Regions from separate parts of the Homo sapiens genome. Here regions 1, 2, 4, 5, 6 and 7 are each linked to region 3. Evidence: chromatin loops called from intact Hi-C (ENCODE). Cell type or tissue: heart left ventricle. All regions are shown on one strand. Region 1 overlaps PIEZO2 (piezo type mechanosensitive ion channel component 2). Region 2 has its middle 56 kb from the start of SLC35G4. Region 3 has its middle 34 kb from the start of NAPG. Region 4 overlaps PIEZO2 (piezo type mechanosensitive ion channel component 2). Region 5 holds the start of LOC101927410 (a long non-coding RNA gene). Region 6 has its middle 4.9 kb from the start of PIEZO2. Region 7 overlaps PIEZO2 (piezo type mechanosensitive ion channel component 2).

Region 1 (4,000 bases), 230 kb before region 3:
AAATTTATTTTCTTGTAAACTATATTTTGAGAAGGTTATGAAAATTGACTTTTAATCTAGTTATAAATGTTGCTGAGTTTATGAGAATAGTCTAAAATCATCCAAATTATACAATAACTTAGAAAATGCATGCCTCTACATCCTATACCTATCACATGGTCAAAGTGTGGTCTGCACAGATAACCAGCTAAGTATAACAGCACAGTTTTCTATTTGAAGATGAGGAACTTCAAGATATACAAGTGGAAGGAGAGCCCAAAGAGGAGGAAGAAGAGGAAGCGAAGGAAGAGAAGCAAGAGAGAAAGAAGGTAGAGCAAGAGGAAGCTGAAGAAGAAGATGAGCAGGACATCATGAAAGTCCTGGGCAATCTGGTGGTGGCCATGTTCATCAAGTACTGGATCTACGTCTGCGGAGGCATGTTCTTCTTCGTCAGCTTCGAGGGTAAAATCGTAATGTACAAAATCATCTACATGGTGCTGTTCCTGTTCTGTGTGGCCCTATACCAGGTAGGTACACAGTTGACCATTTTAATTCTCACATCTCTCCCAGGAGTATACATGAGCTACCTCTGCAGAGATTTTAAATCACTAGAATCTCATGAACATGGATAAAGTGATTGGCAAGATTCAAACATCGTATCCCAAGAATCCTAAAATGGGAAATGACTGTCTTCAACTTGTTTACTATTTCAGAATTTCAGGGCTGGGTGCAGTGGCTCATGCCTGTAATTTCAGCACTTTGGGAGGCAAGGGAGGAGGACTGCTTGAGGCCAGGAGTTCCAAACCAACCTGGGCAAAATACTGAAACCTTGTCTCTACAAAACATTTTCTTAAATTAAAAAATTAGCCAGTTGTGGTGGCACACCTGTAGTCCTAGCTTCTTGGTAGACCAAGGCAGGAGGATCACTTGATCCCAGGAGGTCAAGGCTGCAGTGAGCTATGCTTGTACCACTGCACTCCAGCTGGGCAACAGATTAAGATGCCATCTCTAAAAAAAGTAAAAATAAAAATTTTAGGTTGTTGAAAAATCAGGAAAAAGTTCATACATAGGTTTTCCAAAAATTATTGATCAAAAAAAATCTGTAAAATTGAATTACATTTCTATTTCTTCCTTCCTTCCTTCCTTCCTTCCTTCCTTCCTTCCTTCCTTCCTTCCTTTCTTTCTTTTTTTTTTTTTGAGACAGGGTCTTGCTCTGTCCCTTAGGCTGGAGTGTAGTGGCGTGATCTCTGCTCATTGCTCACTGCAATCTCTGCCTCCCAGTTTCAAGGAATTCTCATGCCTCAGCCTCCCAAGTAGCTGGGATTCCAAGTGTGTGCCAACACCTCCAGCTAATGTTTGTATTTTTAGTAGAGACGGGGTTTCACCATGTTGGCCAGGCTGGTTTCAAACTCCTGGCTTCAAGCGATCTGCCCTCCTCGGCCTTCCAGAGTTCTGGGATTACAGGCATGAGCCACCGCACCTGGCCTGTAAAAATTGAATTATATTTTAAAATAGTAATTTAAAAGCTGGATAATCTGAAGTCGTAGAGTATTCCTAGGTATACTTTTGCATTTCAGGCTTTAGGGTCAGAAAAAGATATATGTGTGGCATGTGCCTGCTCTTTGTGTACATATATATATATGTATAGTGCATTGACTGCTTTCATATTTCATTAATTAAAAGAATTTCATTCATTAAAATAAGTTAATATATGAGATACATTAAAATGAGTTACTTCTCCACAGACTCACTTTTAACTGATGATAAAAGAGAACCCAATAATAGAAACACATGAAAGAGTAAAATATCTTGCAGGTAGCCAACAAAACAAATAAAGGAACTACAATAAACAAGAGTACATAATATGTTAAGATAAAAAAATCTCAAAAGAAATCAGTGAACTTTTGAATACTCTTAAAAATTCAGGATGGATGTTCTCTAATGAATATCCACAGCTTACGGTAAAACGAGATGTCTTTTTTCTGTGGTTGGTTCACATTTTCATTCATACAATATTGCTTTCAATTTCAAAATGGATGTGGTTTTCTCTGAGCAATGATAACCACAATGACAGCAGCACCTACCCTACTGTTCCTTGAGCGCCCCCTATGGGCCAGATAGCTTGCAGGAACCCATAAGCAATATCTATTTCATCCTCGTAGCAACCCTGCAAAATAGGCACTTATGGAAGGTTCAGCCTCTTCCCCACACAGTTAGCAATCATTTATAAAACTGGGGTTCTAACCCAGGACCACTCCACTGTGATAGACACGGAACATTAAAAACTAGAAATGAAATAGACTTTATTTTCAGACACTTGTAAATGTATCACTTGTCTTACTTGAATTAAACCAAATATTTTTGTGAGTTTTCCTAAAAGTGATTTTTTCTCATTTTTTTTTTTCAATGTCTGATTTGCAGGTGCACTATGAATGGTGGAGGAAAATTCTAAAATATTTTTGGATGTCAGTGGTTATTTACACTATGCTGGTGCTTATCTTTATATACACATATCAGTTTGAGAACTTCCCAGGCCTGTGGCAAAATATGACTGGACTGAAAAAAGAAAAGTAAGTGATTTTGAGTTGAAAATGATGAACAAGATGAAGACTTGAATGCATATTGTTCAAAGCATCTTTAAGGAAGATTTTAGTAAAGCATGATGTCATCAATGTCTATAAGTTCCTCAATAATAGAAATTAAAACTGAGTCGTTTTTGTGTTCTCTTTACTTAGCCCTTAGCTTAGAACATAATAGGCACTCCATGAATTTTCAGAATTTTAATGAAATGACATTTTCTAATGTTAGTTTCATGTGAAACACACCTAACACTTAGTCGTGCTTTCTGCCCTCCACATTGGAGCTCAGTTCTTCAGTTCTTAAGTAAGTTCATGCACTTATAACATAAAGTAGCAGACTTTGCTCATTTATGTTGCTGGGTGCTTAGATTCTAAGGAGTATTTAGCGCCAAAAAGAAATAAATTTCTCCAAGTGCTCATAGACTTGTGATGATGAGATGGTGTTCCTGTGCATGTGGGAGATAGTGCTCTATCCTTCTCTAATTTTCTTCTGTAAACTTCTGAAATTAGTTTGGAAATCCAGCCAGCATTGGGTTTTGAGCTGAATATATTGATGTGGCTGAGAAGGGAAGTCCCTTAAAAGTCTCTGTCCCTTAGAAGGGAAAGATAACTGTGTAACTACACCAACACAGCTGAAGTGTCTATACAATAAGCATTTATTAAATGCTGTCCATGTGCTGACACTGTTTTGTGCCTGGAATATGACAGGGAACAAGACAGACAAAATCTAAGCCCTGTAGATCTTATATTCTAGCAGAGGAGACAAACAAAACTATTTAGTGTAAAATAAGTCTATTATACTTTGTGACAGGTCTGTGAAGGAAACAGACAACAGGCTGAGGCAGTGAGTAAGGGGGAACTATAAATGAGTGACTGGCACGGGCTTTGCTGAGGAGCTGGTTTAAACTACAGTTGAAGCATTAGAAGAAGCTTGTCTTAGGAAAAGTGTGTGAGTTGGAGTCTGGGGTGTGGAAGGACATTTCAGGCAGAGGGAACAGCACATGCAAAGGTCCTGAGGCAAGTCAGAGTTTGGCACAGTTCATAAGAGGAACTGAAGACAGGGGGTGAGTGGACAGCGAAGAGTGGGGAGAATTCAGGCAGGCAGCTGGGATGTGCATGGCTTGTAGGTAGCATTATTTGTATTTTATTCTTGGTGGAATTTTCCAATCTTTAAAGATCCCTTGACTAGCTGAGAAAAAGCGATGTGTGGGAGTAGAAACAAGGAGACTAGTTAGTAGGCAGCAGCAGCGGTCCTGTGAGAAATGATGGGAGCTTCCCCTAGATTTGGTGGAGGCAGAGACGGATAACAGGAGTGGGCAATTCAAGAGGTGCTTTAGGATGCTGAAGGAAATGTGGATGAATGAGATATGAAAGAAAAGAACACAGGAGGCGTCTGACTTCTCAGTTTGCGCAGGGTAGACAGTTGTACCATTTATTGGTTC
Region 2 (4,000 bases), 990 kb before region 3:
TGACATGCTTGCTGAAGTGGCAGAAGATATTGAAGGACATCAAGAAGTGTTAACAAATGAGGATTTGGAAGAATTTGTTGAGTCGTCTGCAGAGAAAGATGAAGAAATGAAGCAGAACCAGCAATATGGACATAATCGAAGTGTGCTGAAGTGTTTCAAATTGCACAGACATTAAAGAACCAAATTATGGCATATCTTAGGATGGAATGCAGTGTTAAAATTACTCATATTCTCACTGAAGAATTATAATCTCTGCAGCAACACTTTGATGAATTGAAAATAAAGACACAACATCTGATTGCAATGTTCTTCCAGCAGGTCTTGGCAAAAAAAAAAAATAAATAAAATAACACAACAAAAAAACAAAAAAGAAAAACCCTTCAATTCTCCAGGATCCCCAAACATCAGCATCGTCTGCTCCTGACACCCAGCAAAAAATACGTTGTCATGGTGCGATGCTCTGGGGCCATGTGAAGCAGGTGATCCTCTCCCTGATGTATCATCAGGAGGGCAGTAGTAGCCTAACAATATGTCAAAATGTCTCCATTCGCCTCACTTCATGTCATCCCGTAGGCACCGTATCATCTCACATTACCACAGGAAGGGTGAGTGCAGAACAGTAAGATATTTTGAGAGAGAGAAAGGGAGGCCACAGTCACATGACTTTTATTACAGCCTATTGTCTTAATTGTTCTATTTTATTAGTAGTTATGGTTGTTAATCACGTATGGTGCCCAGTTTATAAATTAAACTGTATTTCTGGTATGTATATATGCATGTATAGTAAAAAAATATATAGCATATATAGTGTTGTGTACTATCTGCAGTATTAGGCATTCACTGGGGGTCTTGGAACTATTCCCTGCAGATAAGGAGGAACTACTATACACATTTGGAGAGATACATTTTCTTCCATAAATCCACAGAAAATCAAGATGCTCCTTGTTGAAATACCTTAAGGGCTCACAGGACATCAGTAAAGAACATACAGCCAGCTGCACGTCTTGGTGAGCCTATGGAGGGGGATATTCCCTACCTCCAAGCTGTCTGGCCCTTTGTCGGGGTGAGGGGGCAGATTTCTAAGGGCAACAAGGATTTCCTGGAGCTCCTAAATGCAAAGCTCATTTGCTTTTTATCACAAAATGTGGTCCAAAAAAACAGAGTTCTTATGGCATAAATGCTATTGTCCTAACCTCTTTGGAAGAAAAATCCATTTTTCAAAATACTACACAAAAGACATATCTAGAAAACCATTGTGAGGTTTTAGTTGCTGTAATTAAGAGCTTTCAAACTTTTGTGTAGAATGTCCTTTAAACCATTGAGCATCCCAAGTGTTTATGGTAAAAAGAATCTTACAGTTAAATGACATTGGTGCTGATATGGAAACACTGAAAATGGGTGCACTTTTGTGTATAAGTCGAATGCCCATTCAAGCCTGCAAAGGAAACACCTACTTTAAATATCCTCTCTTCTTCACACATGTTGTCATAACATAAATTGTGGTCAAGACCACGTCTCTCCACCCAACCCCATCAAACAAAAACAAAAGGTCTGCTCTTGAAAACCCTGCCCTCGTTGCTAAATCTCTATGTTAAATAAAGAGGGCGTAGAGCCATTTCTACCAGGTGCTGTGATGCATTTTTCAGTCCCTTTGCCCACCTGCTCCTCACGGCTCTTGTTGTGCAGTACCACATGTCTCCTGTAGATGGCTCTACCTTCCCATTATCTCCCTCTATCCAGAAGTGGCTGCAAGTCTTTAAGCTCCTATTAGTAGTTCTATTGGCGTTTGAATCAGGGACTATGAAATGTAGCTCCAAACCTCACTGACCTAAGTGATAGTGGATACTGTTTATGTAGAAAGGAAAGCCATGAAACATTGAAATAAGGGGAGGCTGGAAAGATCCACTTGGTGGGATGTCCTGAAGGGTGGCATGGTTTAGCCTCAGCAGAGACGCACCGAGGTGCACTAACTTTGGGTAAATCTGTAGAGTCTTTGAAGCATCACAAAGCATTTTAGTATTTTGAAAAGCTCTGATAAGTTCTGTAGAAAAAAACCTTGTTGATTTGCAAGCATTTTTTAGAGATTCTACATGCTAATTTTAACTATCAATATACATTTTTTTTTTGCCTTCTGCTTCTTGTGACTGTTCCTGTCAGAAACATTCTTCTTGGCTTCATCTAATACCTTTATACTATAAGTTTAGGGGTCAAAACTACAGTATGGTAGCCACCGCTGATTTTATATATAAAAATTTTTGGAACACAGCCACAGGCATTTGTTGACCTATCATCCCTGGGTGCCGCTTCTGTGCTACAAGGGTAGAGTCGAATGGTTGTGACACAGAAGGTGTGACTTGCAAAACCAAAAATATTTACTATCTGGCCCTGCAGGGCTGGGTGGGGTCAGGGGCAGCTCCGTGGTGTTCTGAGCGGCATTTAGCAGCAAGGTCTTCACTTTGGTGCTGTGAGGTCAAGAGGCGCGTGGCCCTGCAAGCTGCTTTGGGTGTCCTTCTCAGGCCCCTCAGAGTCGGAGTCGCTATCAGAGGAGCGGGTGAGAGCAGTGGGCACACGGGCTCCTTGTTCTCAGCATTGATGTCAGCACCAACCTTCAGAAGGAGGAAGGGGAGAGTCAGGGACCCCAGTCCAGCTGCCAGGTGCAGGGGTTTGTTTCCTGCAAAGGTGTGAGCATTCACGTTGGCCCAGAACTTGGTGACCAAATGGGTGACAAACCCCAGCTCCTCCATCTCTGTGGCTAGATGCAAGGCTGTTCAGCCCCCCTGCCACTCTGTGGCTTCCACTTCAGCCCCACTGTTCACCAGCAGATCCAGGCACTCAGGGCTTCAGGCTTGGACTGCCAGGTGTACTCTTGCGTCGCAAGAGTGGAAATGGGAAGAAAAGCATCAAAACCTAGTCCGTTGGAGTGTATGTTAAAGAATTTCAAGAAAGGTTTTGGTGGAGATTATGGAGTTCAACTGACCCCTGCAAAGATTGAAAACTCTTTGTGAATTAAAATGGCCTTCTTTTAATGTCGGGTGGCCAGCTGAAGGAACAATAGATAGGGAAGCAATTGGCCATGTGTTCAGGGTAGTAACCGGAGTTGGAGGACAGCCTGAGCACCCAGATCAGTTTCCATACATTGACTCCTGGTTAAACGTAGTCTAGACTCACCCCAAATGGCTTCAGCCCTGTCTGGTAACCTATTGTAAAGCCTTGGTGGTCCAGGCTGAGCCTAAGGCAGCTGAAAAATCAATTACGCTTAGAACCTCGGAAAAAAGAAAAGGCAACAGGAGAGTTAGGAAAAGCTGGTTCTACAAGCTCCTCCAGAGGATAGGGAATTTCCTCCCCCTTATGCTCTGATATATCCATCCTTCTTAGAGCTAAGACAAGGCATGGAGCAAATGGCCCTTGAGGAATCAGGCTCAGAGGAAAGTGAGTCTCAACCATCACCCCACAGGGGAGAATCCGAGCCTTTGCCTGTAAAAGTTAAGGAGGAAAAGCAAAGTGACGCAGTGGGCCACCTCCAGTCTGGCCACACCCGAGCCTTACAAATGCCCCTCCATGAGACTTGAGCACAAATTTATCATGATGAGCAAGGCCAGGTTCAAGTAGGGCAGCAGATTTTCATCTACCAGCCCTTCTCTGCCACAGACCTCCTAAATTGGAAACAACATACTCCCTCCTATACGGAAAAGACTCAAGCCCTCATAGACTTGATGAGATCCATTTTTCTGACCCATAACCCCACCTGGTCAGACTGCCAACAGCTCCTTTTAACACTGTTCAACACAGAGGAGCAAAGGAGAGTGACTCTAGCAGCCCTCCAATGGCTAGAGAACAATGTGCCAGATGGTACAAGAGATGTCTGGCATTATGCCTAGGAAGAGTTCCCAGAGATAGACCCCAACGGGGACCTAAATGATGCAGAGGAGCTTCAGCATCTGCAAAGGTATCAGGAGGCACTTCTAAATGGGATAAAGTCCAGTGGAAAGAAAGCAATGAA
Region 3 (4,000 bases):
AAGGCTCATACCTTCACCTGTGGAGCTTCTAGTGCAAATCCATCTCCCCCTCTCGCTCTTTCTCTGTGCACTAATCGCTTACATATCATTGTTACTGGGAGCAGCAAAGCCTGTCTGGGCAGGGTGGTGGATATCCTGAAGGCAACTCCCACAGTGTTTTACTGAGGAACCTTCATGCCTCCCTGCTTCCAAGCACTTACTGCCTAACGATCTCTGTGTAACTCAGAGGAGGGTAGGGTAGGGCAGGGGGTATTTTTCTTTTTCTTTTTTTTTTTAAGACGGAGTCTGGCTCTGTCACCCAGGCTGGAATGCAGTGGCGTGACCTCAGCTCACTGCAAGTTCCGCCTCCCGGGTTCACACCATTCTCCTGCCTCAGCCTCCTGAGTAGCTGGGACTACAGGTGCCCGCCACTATGCCTGGCTAATTTTTTCGTATTTTTAGTAGAGACGGGGTTTCACTGTGTTAGCCAGGATGGTCTCGATCTTCTGACCTCTTGATCTGCCCGCCTCGGCCTCCCAAAGTGCTGGGATTACAGGTGTGAGCCACCGCGCCCGGCCAGTAGCGGGTATTCCTATCAGAAACTTTTGAATGTCTCTGGGAAGCTAAACTAGGAAAACCTTCCTCTACTCCAATAATCTAGTTGGAAAGGGAAAAAAGAGCCAAGGACTTTGTCTTTCGGTGACATTGTGAACTTTCAAGGAGGAGAGAATAAATCCAGTCAGTCAGACAAAAAAGATGACAGGTTGCTTGGGGGCCCAGACAATACACACCCTGATGTAGCCTGTGTAGGATTCCAGGACTCAGAGAGAGGCAGACAAATGAGGGGTGACCGGTAAGAGCTGCTTCCAGAGCTTCAGAGCAGACCTCCATCCTACATGACCTGTGGGGGGAAGGGGTCCTCTGAGTGCTGTGGCTGCTAAATTGCCAGGGTTGGTTTGTCAGACACTCCTGCACTGGGTCCTCTAATGCAGGGTTCTGTGGCTTGGGGCTAAAACAGTGCTTAGATGTGCCTCAAAAGAATATTCCAGACCAGGGCTATCCAATAGAACTTTCTGCAGTGATAGAGATGCCTTCTGTGTATGTGTGCACTGTCCAAAATGGTAGCCAGTAGCCACATGGCGCTATGGAGCATTTGAAATATGGCTAGTGTGACCAAAGAAGGGAACTGTATTTTATTTTTCATTTTAATTAACTGAAATCCTAACAGCTGGCTATCCCATAGGACAGCGCAGATCTATGATGGTGTGTGCAGACATTTCCTAAGTGTTTACGGCAGAGGGGTGAAAAAGAGGGATCTTGCATTTTCAAATCTGTCTGTGGTTCCCAGGAGGGGACAATACCCCAACCCAGGGTGCAGCCCCTGCACACGTGTGAGGACATTTTTGGCTTATCATGGTTCTTGAGGGATGCCATGAGTATTTCCTGAGTAGGGCCAGGGATGCTCAATGATGGGCAGTGAAAGAACAGACCACACAGAGAACCGCCCTAGAGAAGCAGTGCCCAGGACAGAGCCTCAGCCACACTCAGAACAGCTGTTATCCACCATGTCATTTTGTCACGGCTCAGGGCCAGGAAAGGGACAAGGGGTGAATAGAATAAGCATTTGCACGCCGAGTGTCTGTGTACATGCATGTGTACTTCAAAGAACACACCCTGGCTGCAAGTTTTCATCTGATCGGTAAGCGCAAATCCTATGCACCAATTCTATAATTTATCCTCACTCTCTGTCGGTAGGGTAGTAGGCTTGGGATTGGTCCGCGTAAAGTCTTGGTCGCAGTGGGCCCTGGTGCTTTAGTCAGGACCAGCTTTCTCCCTGCTCTGGAATCTGTAAGCTTGCTCTGCGCCACCTGGTGGTTAGAAAAATTCTGACCCTGGACTCTCCTTGATAAACCTGAATTGTTTCTTATGCCAAAAACAGAGGGAAGGCGGGGAATAAATTGCAAATAAACGTGTTCGTTCCATTCCAAAAACGTTTGCTAGTGGAAGGCAGCATGAGGTGGTTATAAGCTCCGATGCCAGGGAAGCGCTCTGGAGAAGACCCTGACAACGAGAGGGCCTCACCGCCCCGAGAGCTCACCAGGCACAAGCACCTCCCAGGGGACGCCCCGGCTAAGCTCCCTCCCAGGAAAGCCCCCTCAAGGCTTCGGGACAGACCTAACTGGGTTCCACCATCTTCCCTCCCTCCCTGCCCGTTTCTCACGTGGGCTGCTGGCTTCCCTCCATCTCACCTTCCCTCACTCTCTGTTTCCCTTCTGTTCTGTGATCTACTCATGTCGCACCCCTTGTGGCTGCTTCTCCACAGACTTGCAATGTGCCCTCTCTGCCCTGTTTCCTTCATTCCGTCTGTAAGCAGGGGGCTCATGGCTGCTGCTGGACACACAGCCTAGGCTGGGGAGGGGCAGGGTGAGGGGGCATTTCAAGAGGGCAACATGGACAGCCTGTGGCGTCGTCACCAAGCCAAACATGCCCTGTACTTTAGAGAGCAAGGGCTGAACAAGGAAGCCTGTGGACACAGGCACGCCAGGTCACAGCTGCTCAGAGGCGAGTCAGAGATGTCTGGATGAACTTGGGCTCTAACTTCAGCAGCCTTTCCTATGCACTCTTATGGGGTCTCAGGGTTTGCTACTGCAGCCTGAGAACATCCTGGGCTTCCTTAAGCCTCCCCCTGCTCCCCACAATGGTGTCCTCCCCTCACTCCCAGGGGGAATCTCTGAGCTTAATAATTCAAGCACGCTCAACTGTGACAAGGGACCCGTGTCAGCATAGGAAATGTTATCTGCCTCTGTTGATTCCTCAGTAAAGAACCTCAAAGGCCTCAGCAAATGACTGCGTGGCCTGTGAGAACCCTTGCCACCCTCCCAGGGTGGACCTTGGATCTAAGATCCTCACAGCCCATGGCAAACTCCTCCAGGATGGAATAAAAGCCAGGGTCAGGGGTGCAAGGGGCTCCCAGGTGCACATCTAGACATGAAAGCTGCATGCCAGAGGGGGCCATTCATGCCTCACCTGAAGCCCCTGACACCTGGCTTCCACATGCTGAAGTCTGGCTCAGACACCTTGTGCTGGAGTCCCGGTAGCTCCACAGGCAGGTGGCCAGTGCAAATGTACAAGGCCCACACTCTGAAGGCCCTGCACGTGGGGATGTCTTGAAGTTCTCAACAACTATCTTAGAATTTATGTTTTGTAAGCTAAGTCTGATGGGACAGTGGAGGCTGCATCCTCCTGCAGGGTCCATCCAATAATGGGCCATTGGCAGCCCACTCCCCGACCCTGCCCAGAAAGTGCAGCTGCACTCCCCATCAGAGATGGGCACAGGGAGGGTTGGGCTGGATGCACACCTTGTGCCACGTCACAAGGCATGGGTCCACACACCCACGCAGGTCTGTTCCTGAAGCAAGACATGGAATAGCAAACGAAAAACACCATGGCAGGTCAACAGAGTGACTGCAGAGGGAGGTCTCTGCATTTCCTGCATGTTCATTTTGCACTGGGCCCTGCAAATCATGTAGCCAGCCTGGCTGTAGAGCACCCCCTAACTCCAGGGTCACTGCCGGCTGGAGTCACCCGGACCAGGATGGATTACCAGCAGCTTCTGGAAACTTTTGGCACCCCTACCATTCTAGCTCACTTGGGGAACATGTACGTGCATGTCCTGGACCAGGTGGCTGTGCAGCTCAGAGATGTCAGGGAACTCCCTCCAGATGCCTGGGCCACGCTGATTTCCACTTGTCAAGTAACTTCTGTCATCCTGTCCCTATTCTCACTGGAATTTCTGGTGACCATCAGAGCAATCTGTGCCTGTGAATTTTCTGTCTCTCCTGTAGCTGTCTACAAGGCACATGGAGGAGGTAAGGAGCTGAGAGGATGGGGACAGAGCCAGGGTCTGGTGGCCAGTGAGTCCCTGTGGGCCAGAGGTCACAGCTTGCCACTCTGTCCATATGGAGACTCTCAGCCCATGCTCACCGCAAGAACAAGGACTGAGGTGTGAGGAGCCTCATGT
Region 4 (4,000 bases), 470 kb before region 3:
CATTAACAATAAACGTTTTCATTTCTGTTTCTTCTCTCCTCTTACGTGGCATACAATTTCTAGGATACATCTTTTAAGTTGGGATAATACACTGTTGGGGTAAACATATAACTTTCTCTGTAATAAGTGTTGCAAAACGAATTCCATACTGTACTTTTCTGTTTTATAAGCTAGAGGCGAAGGATGCTTTAAAAAGTTCTGACTGGCCGACATGGTGAAACCCCGTCTCTACTACAAAAATACAAAAATTAGCCAGGTGCAGTGGTGGGTGTCTGTAATCCCAGCTACTCAGGAGGCTGAGCCAGGAGACTCACTTGAACCCAGAGGTGGAGGTTGCAGTGAGCCGAGATCGTGCCATTGCACTCCAACCTGGGCGACAGAGTCTCGCTCTGTCACACACACACATGCAAACACACGCACACAAATAAGAAAAAAAAATTCTGACTGCAAGTATGAAGTGCCTGGGTCCACGTGGAGTTTATATCTATTGCAATATAATTACGGGATTTTAACACATCACTCTCAATCACAGGACATAACAACTGTCAGTGTGTGACCTGGTTTGGCATGCAGATACTTACCCATGAGGAGAATAATTCAGTATCAAGGAGATATCAAAGTAATTCAATTTTATTATGATTTTAATGATACTTTCTCCAAATTTATCGCATAACACAAACTCAGTAGAGCCATATCGGTTACATTGGTGAAACCAGTTTTAATTATTCAGTGCCTGCAAAAGTCTGTCAGAGTTTATATAAAATAAAATATGTATATATTTTATATTAAATATAAATATTTGATTTCTTTATTTATATCTTATTTTATTCCACAGAATGTAAGGTTGCTTACAAAAATATATGCAGCATAACACAGAGCACAGCATACGAATAAAGATATATCCAGGGATAAAATTAATACCCAAAGTCTTGCAGCTTTACCGGGGGAGGTGGGGTTGCCAGAAATTCCAAGTGTTTTAGCAGCCAAGTCAAAGAGGGAAATAGTTATGTACAGAATTCAGAGTCCCTAAGATGAAAAACATTAGGTTTTTCAGCAGTGTAGCAATTCTTAACGTTATGGCTTGGAATCAATTCTGCTTATTCATTCCCAGGAAGAGGACACAGTGAGATGCTGTGAAACCACATTCTTATAACCTCTTCAGCAAGTAAAATAACCAAAGCTATTTTCCTGCTTACCTTAGGCATAAGATACAATTTAGGAACTCCAAGGGAACAAAGGGCTTCATTTGCTTTAGGCCAAGGGGTTCTCAGTACTGCAGGCACATTAGAATCTCCTATGAACTGTGACCTGGGCCTCTAATTAGGTCAGATTCTCTGGATGAGGGACAGAGGCCTTGCTTGTATTGACAGATCCCAGGTGACTCCAAGGTGTGCCCCAACTGAGCACCTGTGCTTCAAGCATGTTCCAGGTGTGGACTTCTTGCTAACAAGCAAACATAGGAAGTGGCAGAGATTTGGAGTTCATTCCTCTGACAAGTATTTGGAGTACAGATATTATTTGCTGTTCATTAGGGGAGACACCCATGGGCTTTAAGAGTCAGAGTTTCATATTATTTTAGGAGTTGGCTTATTTACAAATATGTGCTGCACCTGTTTAGCTCATCTTCCCAGAGGTAGTTTTGTGGAATAATAATTTCATCATCATAATCACACTTTCCAACCCTCTGTGTCCATTCTTCAGGGATAAGAGTGACTTCCTATGCATATTAGAGGTCTCTGCTGTTTTTTCTATTTCCTGATAATTAGCCTGCAGATCCTCTTTGTGTGGTAGCTGCCAAGTAAATTGCATGTGTCCCCTGCTGGCAAGAGGAGTTGTGTTAGCCCATTTTGCATTGCTCTAAAGGAATATCTGAGGCTGGGAGATATGTAAAGGAAACAGGTTTATTTAACTCATGGTCCTGCAGGCTGTGCAAGCACGGCACTGGCGTTCTTCTGGTCAAGACCTCAGGAAGCTTTTACTCATTGTGGAAGGCAAGGAGGGGGCAAGCCTGTTGCATGGTGAGAGAGGGAATGAGAGAGAGAGAAAGAGAGAGAGAGAGAGAGAGGGAGAGAGAGAGAAGGTGCCAGGCTTTTTAAACAACCAGCTCTCCGTGAACTAACAGAGCAAGAACTCTCTCATTACTGCTGGGACCAAACACCTCCCACCAGGCCCCATGTCCAATATTGGGGATCACATTTCAACAAGAAATTGGAGAGAGGACAGTATCCAAACCATCTCAGGAGTCAGAAGCAGCCCTCAGCTCCATCCCCTTCTACACACTCTGTAATAAATTGATTTCGAAAGTGAATGAGCTTGCCATGCATTTGGGAACTGGGGTTGCTTCTGCTTTGCTCTGCAGGCTGAGAAGACCTTGAGTTACCTTCTGACTCATTCCTAACGTTGGTGGAAAAGGAACCTGTCTGGCAGTCAGGAAGTTGGGATCTGGTGAACACATGATACACAATTTTAAAACGATTATGAGTGCTGGATACTTGATTCTGGGAGAGGTTTTTGTTTGTTTGTTTGTTTTTGTTTGAGACGGAGTCTCGCTCTGTTGCCCAGGCTGGAGTGCAATGGCGCGGTCTTGGCTCACTGCAACCTCCACCTCCCAGGTTGAAGCGATTCTCCTGCCTCAGTCTCCCGAGTAGCTGGGACTACAGCCACAGCACCCAGCCTCTGGGAGAGTTTTTTACGCACACAAAACCCTACGTGTTTGTTTTAGTTCCACTAATAGGTAGTGGTAGGAGGATAAGACTAAGTGAAGACAAGACTAAGAAATGTTACATTTAGCCAGGCGCGTGGCTCACGCCTGTAATCCCAGCACTTTGGGAGGCCGAGGCGGGCAGATCACGAGGTCAGGAGATCGAGACCATCCTGGCTAACACGGCGAAACCCCATCTCTACTAAAAATACAAAAAAATTAGCCTGGCGTGGTGGCGGGCGCCTGTAGTCCCAGCTACTCAGGAGGCTAAGGCAGAATGGCGTGAACCTGGGAGGCGGAGCTTGCAGTGAGCCGAGATCGCACCATTGCACTCCAGCCTGGGCGACAGAGCTAGACGCCGCCAAAAAGAAAAAAAAAAGAAAAGAAAAGAAATGATACATTTAATCAGTAAATAGACTTCCCTCCTTCTCACCCATTTTTTAATAGAGAAAATAACGTTGCTTCTGTTTCAGTCAGAATGGAGTAAATTAAAACTTCTGACTGAACTATTTTGGAGAGAGGAGCAGCACAATAAGAATTTATTGAAGAAGTGTACAAAGACAGGTACGACGAGCACTAGCGTCCCTTGGGAATTCGCACACACAGCATTGGGTGAGAAGAGGCCACTAACGAAGTCCAGCCAGAGCTTTTGGACTTTTAAAGACTGTCGAATTTTTTTTTAAATCTGAGGGTTTTTTTCCCCTTCAGTTTCAAATCAGCACAACATTAGCTCGTATAAGTTTTTCAGGTATTAAAGTTATAAACCAACCCGGTAAAGTCTGAAGATAATATTTTTGGTGGAAAGTTAGGAAAAAACGTGACTGTCAGCTTTGCACATTCTTAGCAGTCCGTGATTATGCACTCCATTATGTTGAGCATCCCAAGCTTGTTCGGTCGGATACCAATTTTAAATCAAATTTTGACTTCCTCCGAGAGCGACTGTTTTGAGAGCAATATTTATACTCTTGGTATGACTGGTTCACATGACAGAAAGTGCTTCATTTCTGGCATGTGCTATATATGTCTGACTCGTTATATGGTTTATGTTTTCAGACTAGCTTTTTTCAGTGAAATGCAGTATTTTGACATTCAGCATCAGAGAAGTTTTCCAGGAGTCAAACATGTGTCATGGAATGCGTTCCTTAAGTGTGTCTTGGAGGCAATTCTGTAAAAAACATGGCAAAATGTCACTTTCTCTAAATCAACATTATGCTAACTTTGACATTAATCACAGTCTAAATACAAATCCATGACAGATAGAATGTTCACACAAATCCAGGGGCGTGTCTGCCTTAGGTG
Region 5 (4,000 bases), 100 kb before region 3:
ATGGAGAGATTCAGGGGGATTTTTTGAGTTGGGAGAAGATTTTCCCCAAAGTCTTTCTTCCCCCCAGTGTTTCTTTGCACACATTCACATTTCTAATTCTCATTCCTCTGGGCAATGCAGTAACACCAGCAAAATAATGTGCGTGGCAGGCAAGGACACACCTCCCGGGCCTCGGCCCTCCTGCAGCTCTTAGCAAAGCCCCTGCCTCAAGCCCAGCTCTGCACCTCAGGCCCGACTGCGGGATCCGAAAGGCTAAGGGGTTGGGATTTGGTGAGTTCCCGCCTTTCTCCAGGATGTGGGGAGTGTGCCGGCCTCATCTATCTCACATGTCTCCACGTCTGCAGCATGGGCATCTTCCTCAAGATGAGTCCATCTTCCTCATGGGCATTTTCTCCCTTGGTAGGAAGTAGGGAGAAAAAAAATATTTACAGCTAACACTAAATGTTAATTTAAAACCCTTTACTCAAAAGGAAGGAACTGAAGCTAAATGTCCCAGGTAGTGACCACGCAAGAGGAATGGGAATTGCTGATGGTATTTCAATAGCTTTGGGCCCTAATTTCTAGACTTTCTGGCCCACACTGAGGTCGGGAAAGAAAGGGCTTCTGAAACGCCACTGCACCCAGGAAACCTCAAGTTAACCAACCAGGTGTTTCTATTGTCAGTCCATGGAGAGACTGGTGCAGCCCCCAGAGCTGCTAGAGAGCAGGGGTTGGGTGGGGGGCTCAAGAAGAGAAGCTGAGGATGTGCCTTGAGTCCCAGGAAAGGTCGAAAGAGCTGAGCTCCTGGAGCAGAATTCTGGAAAAGCCTGTGGGGTGGCCATGCAAAGGCGCTGTAGCACAGCTTGGCAGCTTGCTTTCCAAGAGATGGGCTGGCACCGAGCCTCAAGTCGGCAAACTCCTGGATTTTAGAAGAACAATTAGTTGACATTATTGCATCACGATCAAGCAATGTAATGCAGCCCATAGAGAGGCTCCCCCAGGGTTGAGACTTGGAAGAGGCGGCCATGTTCTATTCTCTGCACCTGCAAACTTAGTGCCTGGGTGCAGCCTCAGACACCTGGAGCCCACCAAGTGGCCCCGTGTCCACCACTGTAAGCCCCTGGGCCATGTCCTCTACATGCCTGTCGCCTTCCTCAGTCTCTCAGCCTGTTCATGTCTTTACTCCTCATGGGTCCTGCCTCATGTTCTTCCTGGCTTTGGTGTGTGTTGTCCTCATTCACTGACAGTTTCAGCTGCTAGTTGTTTGGTGGTGGGGGGTGAGGGTGTAGAATTGGGAAAATGCTGCCGAACCAGCTTCAGTTTCCCAGAGTGGAGGAGGAGGTGGAAAAGAGGCTTTCAACATGATCTGGCCTCCAGGTAGAAACCCAAAAAGATGATGGGACTCTCCCTACCCCTCTGGAGTTGTCTTAGACTCAGGGTTTCTGTCCCCTTCCCAGCCAAGTTCCATTTGTAAAATATAACTGTTCCCTTCCACTTCTCAGCAGTCATCAGGCTCTGGGCTTCTGAATGACATGGTTGCCTTGGGTGTAGATTGGGTATTCACCAGGCTCCAAACCATACTCAGAGCTGGCCTGGGGAAACTCAGACGCTGATGAGTCTAAGGGTCGCAGAATGTGTGTAAACGGCCTGGCTCTCAGTGGAGGGTCAATTAATGTGAGCTCTCCCTCGAAAGTAGCCTGAGAGCAGCCCCAGGTTCTAAATAAGTCATCATCCAACTCAGCCAGATCTGCTCCTCCGGACTCCTGTGCACCCAAAATATGAAGTCACCCTTTGAGAGGTACTTAACATTGGCACTGAAAGCTGCCCCAAGGATTCATCTTTCCCCTGATGGCTCTGTCTCTCCTACCAAGGTCACTTCATGGGTGATGCATGTCACCATCAATGATAAATTTCATCCATGCCAGCAGATTTAATTCCCTCTTGCCCCTGGCAGGCAGCTCCAGGGACTCTAGATTGATAACCCATTGGCACCTCAAACTCAATAGCCCCAATACCAGTGTCATGATTTCCCCCTCCAAGCCCCCATTATCTTGCTTGCCTGTTTGCGAACTCACTCAGGCTGAACATCTTGGAGATGCTGAATCCTCATGGCTCAGGCCCTGAGACTCTGATACAGGGACAAGGTCCAAGAATCGATCTCTGTTTAGCCTGTGCAGATGGTTCTGACATCAGGGAGGCCTGAGGGCACTCCTCTCCCACACTACTCTCTGCAGGATCCCCGCTACATCTCTCCATATCTAAGATACCTTGCTATCTTGTGGAGGATGCTCAGTAAGCACTGATTCTCCCTCTCTCTCCCAGCCAGGATGGCCATTCCCTGTGCCAGGCCCCAAAGGCTTCTGCTTCTCCTCACCACTCCAAAAAGGGGTGCTGAGACACTGAGAAACTAAAGCTCCAGACATGGAAGCCACATATTCATTTCCTTTACTTTCACTTCCTGATCATTTACACCTTCTCAGGTGTAGGTCAAATGCCTAATGAGAAAACTAGGTCGAGTTTGTTGAGAAATGCAAAGAATATTTGCAGCCTTTTAAAAATGATGGCCAATAGCTCAGAGCCAAGTGACAAATAATTGGAAATATCTGGTTGGCCTCATTAATAAATGATATTAAATGAAGCAAAACTAGTGGCCCCTGGCCTGGCCTCTAAGCTTACTAGCAAAAGCAGTGAGTCACCTACTTGGCATACATTCAGGAACACTAAGTCTCACACCTCACCCAAGATCATTCCCCTCCCACTGTGTTACACCCAAAAGGATTTTGAGAAGAAAAAATAAATTTGCTATCCTTAGCTACTAGAGAGAATGCCTAAACGCAAGCACCAGGAAAGGTAGCACATTGCCTTGAAGTTACGGTAAGGGGTGGATTGCCTCTGGGAGACAGTTTTGATATATGGGAGGGAAACGAGTGAGTAAATGACAAGGTGAGAGTAGGGAAAACTGCAGCCCCCTAGGCAGGCACATCACCCAGGAAGAGTGCCTGGAAAGCCGCCTGACTGTCTATAGGATGCAGTGGTCTCTAAAGTTAGAAAGTATAAAGTCCTTTTACCAAGTCTAAAACAATGCTAAATCATAACTATACCTCCTGGTGTGGGAATATAGAAAATGAAAATTTTACTACATAAAATTGGGTTTCCTCTGTTAGCTATTTTTTTGTAATTCATTTATCTTTTGACATTTTTAATCAAAATGACATCTCAGTCACAGCCAAGTTTCTTTCTGGGAAAATGTTATTTCCATGAATTTTGTTCCATCTCATGGAGGAAGCTTTATGCAAACCAGAGGCACAGTAAGCTGAGGGAAGTTGCAGGGTTCCCTCCCCTGATTCCCAGGGCCTCGGTTAACATTCTACTCTCCCGGCCCAGAGGAGCCGCCCAGAGTCTGACCTCTGAGGCCACTGGCACATATGCCGGGAGCTTTTGGGGCCAGGCCTTCCTAACACAGTCATAATACATTACAGAAGGCACACCAGCAATTCTAAATTATGAATGATGCTGTATCGTGGCAACCAGGCTGATGCAAAGCAGTGAACTATTAATGAACCTTGCCGATGACTGCATCTCACACCATCCGTCACGTTGCCCTGAGCCCCACAGCAGATTCGTAGCCAGCAGTTTCTGTTTTGCTGCCCTTGGGACAATTAGCCCATAAAATGAAAGAAAAGAAAGAGACAAAGACAGTGAGGGAGGGAGGGAACAAGGGAAAAAGAGAGGGAAGGGAAGGAAGGAAGAAAAAACAACCAGGAAAACAGAGAAAAGACCTCTGATATGAGTTCCTACATGGAAAACAGGGCCCCTCTGCAGAACAGGCAGACAGAGGGCTCTGCCACAGCGTGGCCCTTGCAGACCACAGTCGCCCTAAGAGCCTAATCAAGTCCCCTTCCCAAGCTAGGTTCGGGGCATAGAGAGCACCAGAGTTGATTAGGCTCCACAGGCACTCCAGAAGGGAATTGAGCCAAAGAATCAAGGGGAAGTGTAAACATAAATCATCACCCCCAGGGAC
Region 6 (4,000 bases), 590 kb before region 3:
TAATACTGAGTGTCAACTTGATTGGACTGAAGGATGCAAAGTATTGTTCCTGGGTGTGTCTGTGAGAGTGTTCCCAAAGGAGAGTAACATTTGAGTCAGTGGACTGGGAGAGGCAGACCCGCCCTCAATCTGGGTGGGCACCATCTAATCAGCTGCCAGCACGGGTAGAATAAAAGCAGGCAGAGGAACGTGGAAAGGCTAGACTGGCTTGGTCTCCTTGCCTATATCTTTCTCCTGTGCCGGATGCTTCCTGCCCTAGAACATCGGACTCCAAGTTCTTCAGCTTTGGGACTCTTGGACCTTCAAACACAGACTGAAGACTGCACTGTCGGCTTCCCTGCTTTTGAGCTTTTGGGACTCGGACTGGCTTTCTTGCTCATCAGCTTGCAGACAGCCTATTGTGGGACCTCACCTTGTGATTGTGTGAGTCAACATTCCTTAATAAACTCCGCTTCATATATACATCTATCCTATTTTTTCTGTCCCTCTAGAGAACCGTAATACAGGGGCCATGTACTCACATCCCAATATGAACAAGCAAAACTCTTGTCTGAAGGACCTGAAAGAATCTTAGATGAACCCATGATGTTTATCTTGTCACTGGGCAAGCCAGAGAAAGTGTCACACTGACCTACGGAGAAAAGCTTTTCAGTCAGGAAGTTCACCCTCAAGGTCTGCTTTCCTGTTTCAGGAGTGTGGCTAAGCATTTGCTCATGCCCGCCAATGCCCTCCATTTACAGAGGAGTAAGTGGATCACAGGAATGTGCTCTTGGCCCGAGGAATTGCATCTCACTGGCTACAGTATTGCTGCAGGCCCAGAAGGCATCTACACATTTGCTCTGCCTGTACAAAGATTTAAAAGAAAGCAGATTGAGCACACAAAAACCCCAAAGTGGGAAAACCCACAAAACCCAGAAAGGTCAAGCAATTTATTTAGCAACATTTCAGCAAGAGGTTGCCAGAACTGAAATGTCCCAAGTCTCTTGACTTCCTGCCAGTGCACTTTGAGTCTCCCATCTGAGAAGCGAACAGCAGCATGAAGACAGGACACTAAAGACAGCGAACTCCAGGTTTCCTGTGTGACAGTCCTTATTCCTGTGATCTATGACTGCCTATGTCGGTTGTTTTGCTTGTACTTAAGTGTTTACTACTGTTTCAATTTAATGGAAAATAGAGAAGCCCATAAATTGGAAACCATATGACCTGGCAAACGGTTTAAGCTGTGTGGGACGTCCAGTTGATGGAATATGGAAATTTCCTGTGAACTGCTCTTAAATCCTTTAACACATAGTACTCTCTGCTGCCTCTGGGATGTCATCTGTTCTTTCTGCCTGGGAACATTATTCCTTCTCTTCTCACCTAGGTAACTCCTTTATTCAGTCAACAAATATTATGCCGTCTGTACTATGGGCCCCATGCTCTTTTAGGTCCTGGGGATACAGCCATGAACAACAAAGTCCCTGCCCACTTGGAGCTTACATTCTGGTGAATCTACACTCACCCTTCAAGATGTGACATACATCTCCTTCTCAAGGGATCTGTCCTCCTGTGCCTCCCCCAGAGGAGGTTGGGTTTACCATTTATACTCTCCCCTAAGGCCCAATACTTCTTCAGAGTTCTTTGCAGGCATGTATTATTTTCTTCATTATTTATACATAGTTGGTTAATGTCTGTCTTTCATTGCTGGATGGTGACCTTATGAAGGCAGTGGCTATGCTGGTTCTGCCCACTGCTGTATTTCTGAGCCCATCAGCCTGCAACATGGGCTATAATCAATGTTTGTTTGTTGATTGTGGCTAATTGCATGCTTTCTGCTAGAAGTACTTGTATTTTTTCAATATACTTCTAGCCAAAAGGTGGCACTGCAGGAGAATAAGTGAACAAAGCTTCAAACTAGTTAACTGTAATCATTGGATGGGATCCAATTAGTTATAGGCTAGTGTTAGAACTAGAAATAGCTTATTTCAAAACTTGTACACACGCATATCCATACACATATTCGAAATCTCAATAAAACCAATGAATGAAAGTCACCTAAGCTTATTAAGAATATTAACATTTCTATGACCATTGCAGAGATCCAGATGCAGTTACAAACACAGCTAGAATCCAAATTATGATTCATTAACTAATAAATATCTATTTAGGACATGGACAAGTTGAATTTTTTTATCTCAGTGGTTACAAGTAAAGAAAAAAAACCTGTAATTTTTTTTGGTTAGTAACTTGCTTTGACTTACTACAATTTCATTGCAAAATTATCCTCCAAATTCCAGCTCCCTTCCATAAGTCTTCTTATAGCATGATAAGCCTTTCTGAAAAAATGATATTACAACCAGCAGCCTCTTCAAAGGCTTCAGCAACAAATACACAGACAGCAGATAGACAACTGCTAGATAAAAATCTGCTCACAATGTTGGCTGTAAATAATGAATGGTGGTTTCCATGTTTTAGCATTGGCCACCTGGGTGCCTGTGGTGCCCAAGGCAAGTCACCAACTTCAGCAGAGCATCCTCCCCACAAATCGGAATCTCTTCCTTTATGTGTTTACCTCCAAAAACCAAATACAAGTTTACATGGTCCTTTTATTTTTATATGAGATATATCTGATGTGGTTATGGGTGAGTGTGTATATGTGTGTGTGAGATTGTGTGCACATGCCTCTGTGTGTGTGTGTAATGGAAGTGTGTAAGTAGAATATGATTCACTTGGAAACAATATTTTGCTTTATATTCTGCTTTATAGATGAAATTTTATCCATGTCCTCATATCCTCCAATCTAGTTGGAAAGATAAGGCCCATAGACATGTCGGTTAGCTGCGTTTTCAAGGTTTTTGAACTACAGATACAAATCAGCAGTGTGCTTCAGATTCGGCATCCATATTACAATTCACAAACTGCAGTTAAGGCTACAGTATACATTTTACGTAGGCTTAGCAGGAAGATTCCACCAAAGGGCCAGATGTCAGAGACAGTGAATTTCACTGTGCGTTGCTCTGATGAGGGATAACTTCTTTAGCAGAAGTATGAGCAGACCATGTCTCCTGCACATTATTAGAAGTTGTCTAGGTCTTTGGAATTTGGAGACTTCGAAAATACTTCTGCTGTAAACATTAAATTGATAGCTTTTTAAAAATGTACAACCTCAGCATATATTAGCAAAAAGAAGAAAGCCATTCAGCTTCCAAGTTTTCTTAAGAATAAGAGCCAAAATCTCTGTGGCTTCTAACAAAAATAACTTCCAAATAAATATTGTGCCTTATGACACAATGATAATTATAAATGAGAACTAGAAATATATATATATTTAAATTTTTTAGTTAACATATATGTAAGAAAAACACATGTGACCAATGCTAGAAGATATTCTCCTTAATTAAGTTGGTAAGAGGTACCACATTCTCCACAGGCTGGATGGCATCAATGGATTTTGGCAGATTTCACTGAAGGAAGAAAATGCCAGGTTGACAAACTTTATATTCCTTGTGGGAGACATTGTTTTGTAAAGTTCCCATTTGGGACAATATCCATCTCTGAGATCTTTCAAAGGAAGCTAACAAAGTATCCCAGAGAATAACAGACATAGAGCTAAACATGACACAGGGCTAAACACATTATCTGTGTTTTCCTAGTAAGCATGATACAAACAAATTAGTGTTTGGGACAAAGATCGAGTTTCTGAATGATTTTGTCAATCAGTGCAACAGTAAACCAAATTTAGAAAAGATAAAAGCTAGGGCCAGGTGCGGTGGTTCACCCCGGTAATCCCAGCACTTTGGGAGGCTAAAGCGGCTGGATCACCTGAGTTCAGGAGTTCGAGACCAGCTTGGCCAACATGGCAAAACCCTGTATCTACTAAAAATACAAAAATTAGCCAGGCGTGGTGGTGTGCGCCTGTATTCTCAGCTACCTGGGAGGCTGAGGCAAGAGAATCACTTGAACCTGGGAGGCGGAGGTTGCAGTGATCTGAGATTGTGCCATTGCACTCCAGCCTGGGCAA
Region 7 (4,000 bases), 150 kb before region 3:
TGTTCACCTTCATCATTTCTAAGAAAACAATTGTGGGTATGAGAAAATACATGTCGAAAATATAAGGAGCTCCTAAAGTTCATTGATGGGTGTAACTCCAAGCCTTTCATCCTCCAGAGCCAAGCTTCCCCTTTATGTCTACACAGAGCAGCTAGAGGCTCTATCTGAATGATTGTGAGAAATACATACCTTGCTTGAGATTTTATAAAGGATGTGAGGAGGGGCGGAGAGGGAAACATAGGTGCTCGTGGCATCTCCTGTTCAGCGGCCACAGCGACTCACTTCATTCAGCTTCAAGCAGCGGCCGTTCTCTTCCTGTGCCTCCTTGCTCAGCAAAAGATACCCGCTCTTTTCCTTGCTTCTTAAATGTACCTCATGGAAGACTGTTAGGTGTGACATGGTTTTGAGGTTTGGGTGTCACCAGGGTAGTGACAGCACAGGTGGGAAATTGTCACACAGAACATCAGATGTCACTATATACACATATTATATAAGGAAGCTAGAGAAAATGTCATGAAGAAAATCAGAAAGAAAATATAGTTCCTATTCAGTAAATGGAAGTGGACCATCATAAAGCTCTCATCCTCATCGTCCTTCCCTTGAGTGGGTTGAGGAGGAGGAGGAAGAAGAGGGGTTGGTTTTTCTGTATTAGGGGTGGCAGAGGCAGCAGAGGTGGAGGAGAGAAGGTGGAAGGGGAAACAGAAGAGGCAGGCACATTTGGAGTAACTTTTACTGAAAACAATCCACGCGTAGAGTGGATCCACGCTGTCCAAACCCATGTTCAAGGGTCAGCTGCACAGGGAGCCGCCCTGCTTTCTGTTTCCACTAAAGATTACAAGTTCTATCCTGATTTGGTCTGCCACTGCGTGTGTGCAAAGCCCCACAAAAGCTTCCTGCATGGCAGCTCTCCTCCGTGCGTCATGAGTATCTGAGTCACATGCCTTATTAGATGCACGGGCCAAGAGCCAGGTCCAGCTTTGGTAAAACATCGCTGGGCTACACAAAAGTAAAATCAATGGTATTTTGTTCCTTTAACATCTTGTTGCCTTTCTTCCTCCTAGATAATATCATCAAGAGGATATTTAATATTTTGAAATTTACCTGGGTCCTATTTCTGGCAACAGTGGACAGTTTCACTACTTGGCTTAACTCCATTTCAAGGGAGCATATTGATATATCTACAGTTCTGAGAATTGAACGATGCATGCTGACCAGAGAAATTAAGAAGGTAACACTGCTGGTGTAATTCTTTTTGCTCCTTCCCACATTAAGAAGACATTAAAAGTCAATGTCCAAAACTCCAGGTAGGATAAGACAAAGCCCTTTCTTTCCAGGCAGTTGTGGCATAACCCCTTTGCTTTTCTGTATATTTAAATCTATTCCACACTAAGAATTAAAATAATTAAATGTCATGCACATGCACCTACACACACACACGTCACAGAATGGCAACTTTATTCATCCTATCCCTCCCCTCACCACAGTTTGCAGGTGTACAGACTTTGCCTTGTTCTATATCCCTATATCTAATAGAGAATTATAGTTTTAGTCTAGAAAGTGTAGAAAGTGGTGTTTGTTTTCTCCCACCTGATCACTGAAGTCTGGAAAGTTTGATCTAAAACTTTTTTATAATAAAAAGTAGGACATACGCAGAATAACAAAATATATGGTTTAAAGACTGTATTTTAAAATAATAGTTCATATCTTGAAAGGTTACTATGATTTGGCAAAATTATCTACCTATAAGAAGACATTTACTTAGATCTACCTAGTAATGTTGGAAACCACTTATGAAATGAGTCGACATCAATCCCCACTTGCCTAGCATGGTCCTAATCCTTATCCAGGCATGCATGGGTATGAAAAGCTGTCTGTGTTGAGAAATGCCAGGTGGCTATACAGGTAGATGCCTCCATAAGAACTGTGGCAATGTCTCATTCTCCTCAGGGCAATGTTCCAACTCGGGAGAGCATCCACATGTACTATCAGAACCACATCATGAACCTTTCCAGAGAGTCGGGACTGGACACCATTGACGAGCATCCCGGAGCTGCTTCAGGTGCACAGACAGCCCACAGGATGGATAGTTTAGATTCACATGACAGTATCTCCAGGTATTTCACTTTCTAACAATGGGTTTACTTTTGACAAAGGTAAATGAGGTGGATGTCATCAAATATAAGAAATGAATGTGTGAGGTGAAAGTTCATCAAAACCATGCATGGACCCCCACCCTCTTCCAGCTGTCGCCATCTGTACAACAAACTATAAGGAACATTGTCCTCACCTAGAAGGAACCAAATAAAAGCAGATATCAATAAGACACTATTAGCTATACCTGTGTGACCCAAAGGCACAGTATAGAGATTTCCAGGCTGGAGGCAAGGAAGAATGATCCCTCCCAACCCCAAAGTTATTATTTGTGGGACATCTTTAGTGCCTTTCAAGATAGCCGATCCACAGTGTCTTCTACATTAGGGTCTTCTACTTCTGTTGCTATCCTTGATCTTTCCCTTCAGAATTGTTACCTTAAGTTTTATGATAAAAATTCCCAAAAAGTATTCTGTTAGCTTCCATCTTCTCTGAGTTTACTATTGTATGCATTGTTTCACAACAGGATTGTCAGATGACACAGTACTAATGGGTTCGCCAGGGGCCAGCACTAAGCACTGTACCTGGGTTACCTCATTTTATCCTCTAAGACCCTACGAGATGCATGCTATTATTATCCCTGTTTTGCAAAGACAGAATTCGGTTACAGGGAGATTAAGAAACATACCCAAAGTCACACAGCTAGGATGTATATAAAAGCGGACCCGCAATCCAAAATCATGTGGTTTAGCTCAGAACCCAAGCTCTCAACCACCCTAGTATGCTGTCTCTCATTGCCTCTTCCTGCACCGCAGACCAACTTACTGCCTGTCCCAGAAAAGCCTCAGAATTCTTTGCATCACAGTGTTCTAGATAGCTGATAACAATTGTACAGAGCTAGATTCTAAATTAAAGCAGAAGTCCCTGTCTTAGGAGGAAAAATCGCCTTGTTAGGGTGAAGCGCTAGACCAAATGAATTACACCTTATAGCCACCTTCATGGGTAAAGAATTGTATCACTGAGAACATTCATGTTTTATGTTTTTCATTAAACATGTTGAGTATCAGCTATTCTGTGCCAAGCCCTGGGCTCTATTCTGGGAGAGGCATATAAAGATAAGAGTAATCCCCTAAATGGTTTGAGCCTAGGAAGAACTGAGATAAGGCCATTCCCTCCTAAAATGCTTGCCCTGGGGAGGACAGTAGAGACTGGTGTCTCTGACTGCTGGTCAGAAACTCCTGGATGGCTTTAGAGTCACACTTTAGAGCGAGGCACTAATGACCTGGAAAAGTATTTGTCCTTCACAAATGCTGGATATATTTCCAGATGAAATAGGAGACGGAGCTGAGACCATTTTATTGATATCAAACCCAAAATAGACAACTGGATGTTGGAATTACAAACTGAGTGAGGAATGTGGGTAAAAAAAAAACCAAAAAGTTTTGCCCTAAAGTGCTAATTAACTGTTGCTGCATTCCTGTATTTGAGCCTCTCTAATTATGCCAATTATTTTGCTACCCAATAATTATTATTGAGGCAGATCCATATTTATTGGTATGAAAAGATCTTTGTGATATATATACACAGTAAAATATATACATATATTTAGTAAAAATCCAAGTTTTAAAATAAGATGTATGCTAAGCCTAATTTAAAATATATATATTCATGCCTAGATTGATTTAGAAGTAATATTCGTGCAGATAACACTGTGCATGGGTGTATCCCTGCCTGCTCCCCTAAAATAGGTATTGATTCTTTTAAAGTCTTTTGAGGGATAATAAAAGAGACTATATTTTTCTTTTAATTGGTTAATAATCTTTGCTTATTTATGAGTTCCAAAGACACAGATATTTCATCTATTATTGTATATTTTTATGGAAAGAAGAAACATTTAGGACAGAAACTC

What was found. Hi-C counts contacts between places; a loop is a spot of excess contacts. Peaks named below come from ENCODE experiments on the same cell type or tissue, not always from the same donor. Only the 100,000 strongest peaks of a DNase experiment are listed, where the experiment ranks them.
Region 1: a loop joins it to region 3, with 3 times the contacts of the local background. A loop is called at or near these places in 15 of 110 quality-filtered maps.
Region 2: it touches region 3 in a loop (8-fold over the local background); 42 of 110 quality-filtered maps call a loop at or near these places.
Region 4: it touches region 3 in a loop (3-fold over the local background); 13 of 110 quality-filtered maps call a loop at or near these places.
Region 5: a loop joins it to region 3, with 2.9 times the contacts of the local background. A loop is called at or near these places in 5 of 110 quality-filtered maps.
Region 6: a loop joins it to region 3, with 11 times the contacts of the local background. A loop is called at or near these places in 61 of 110 quality-filtered maps.
Region 7: a loop joins it to region 3, with 4 times the contacts of the local background. A loop is called at or near these places in 10 of 110 quality-filtered maps.

Annotation. Positions count from the first base shown.
Region 1 is chr18:10,785,585-10,789,584 of GRCh38, reverse strand. It overlaps PIEZO2 (piezo type mechanosensitive ion channel component 2), which reads left to right. Exons shown (of 56, transcript NM_001378183.1): 15 at 220-506; 16 at 2,401-2,549. Among named protein-coding and RNA genes, the nearest start is that of MIR6788, 28 kb to the right of the region's middle. In heart left ventricle, a CTCF peak has its summit at 2,087 (motif pointing left); a DNase peak (open chromatin) is centred at 2,084.
Region 2 is chr18:11,551,228-11,555,227 of GRCh38, reverse strand. No RefSeq gene overlaps it. Among named protein-coding and RNA genes, the nearest start is that of SLC35G4, 56 kb to the left of the region's middle. In heart left ventricle, CTCF peaks have their summits at 1,493 and 1,698 (motif pointing right); no DNase peak of the experiment used is centred here.
Region 3 is chr18:10,558,485-10,562,484 of GRCh38, reverse strand. No RefSeq gene overlaps it. Among named protein-coding and RNA genes, the nearest start is that of NAPG, 34 kb to the right of the region's middle. RefSeq lists a silencer at 1,699-1,993 and enhancers at 1,569-2,071, 2,424-2,483. In heart left ventricle, a CTCF peak has its summit at 1,862 (motif pointing left); a DNase peak (open chromatin) is centred at 1,807; H3K4me3 peaks cover 561 bases; H3K27ac peaks cover 480 bases.
Region 4 is chr18:11,033,380-11,037,379 of GRCh38, reverse strand. The region is part of intron 2 of PIEZO2 (piezo type mechanosensitive ion channel component 2); the gene reads left to right. Among named protein-coding and RNA genes, the nearest start is that of PIEZO2, 110 kb to the left of the region's middle. RefSeq lists an enhancer at 2,196-2,255. In heart left ventricle, no CTCF peak of the experiment used is centred here; no DNase peak of the experiment used is centred here.
Region 5 is chr18:10,660,219-10,664,218 of GRCh38, reverse strand. LOC101927410 (a long non-coding RNA gene) reads right to left here and starts at 2,286. Exons shown (of 3, transcript NR_110777.1): 1 at 2,039-2,286; 2 at 645-898; 3 at 1-395. In heart left ventricle, no CTCF peak of the experiment used is centred here; no DNase peak of the experiment used is centred here.
Region 6 is chr18:11,152,440-11,156,439 of GRCh38, reverse strand. No RefSeq gene overlaps it. Among named protein-coding and RNA genes, the nearest start is that of PIEZO2, 4.9 kb to the right of the region's middle. In heart left ventricle, a CTCF peak has its summit at 1,868 (motif pointing right); no DNase peak of the experiment used is centred here; H3K27me3 peaks cover 1,588 bases.
Region 7 is chr18:10,712,878-10,716,877 of GRCh38, reverse strand. PIEZO2 (piezo type mechanosensitive ion channel component 2) reads left to right here. Exons shown (of 56, transcript NM_001378183.1): 38 at 1,062-1,228; 39 at 1,948-2,114. Among named protein-coding and RNA genes, the nearest start is that of MIR6788, 45 kb to the left of the region's middle. In heart left ventricle, no CTCF peak of the experiment used is centred here; no DNase peak of the experiment used is centred here.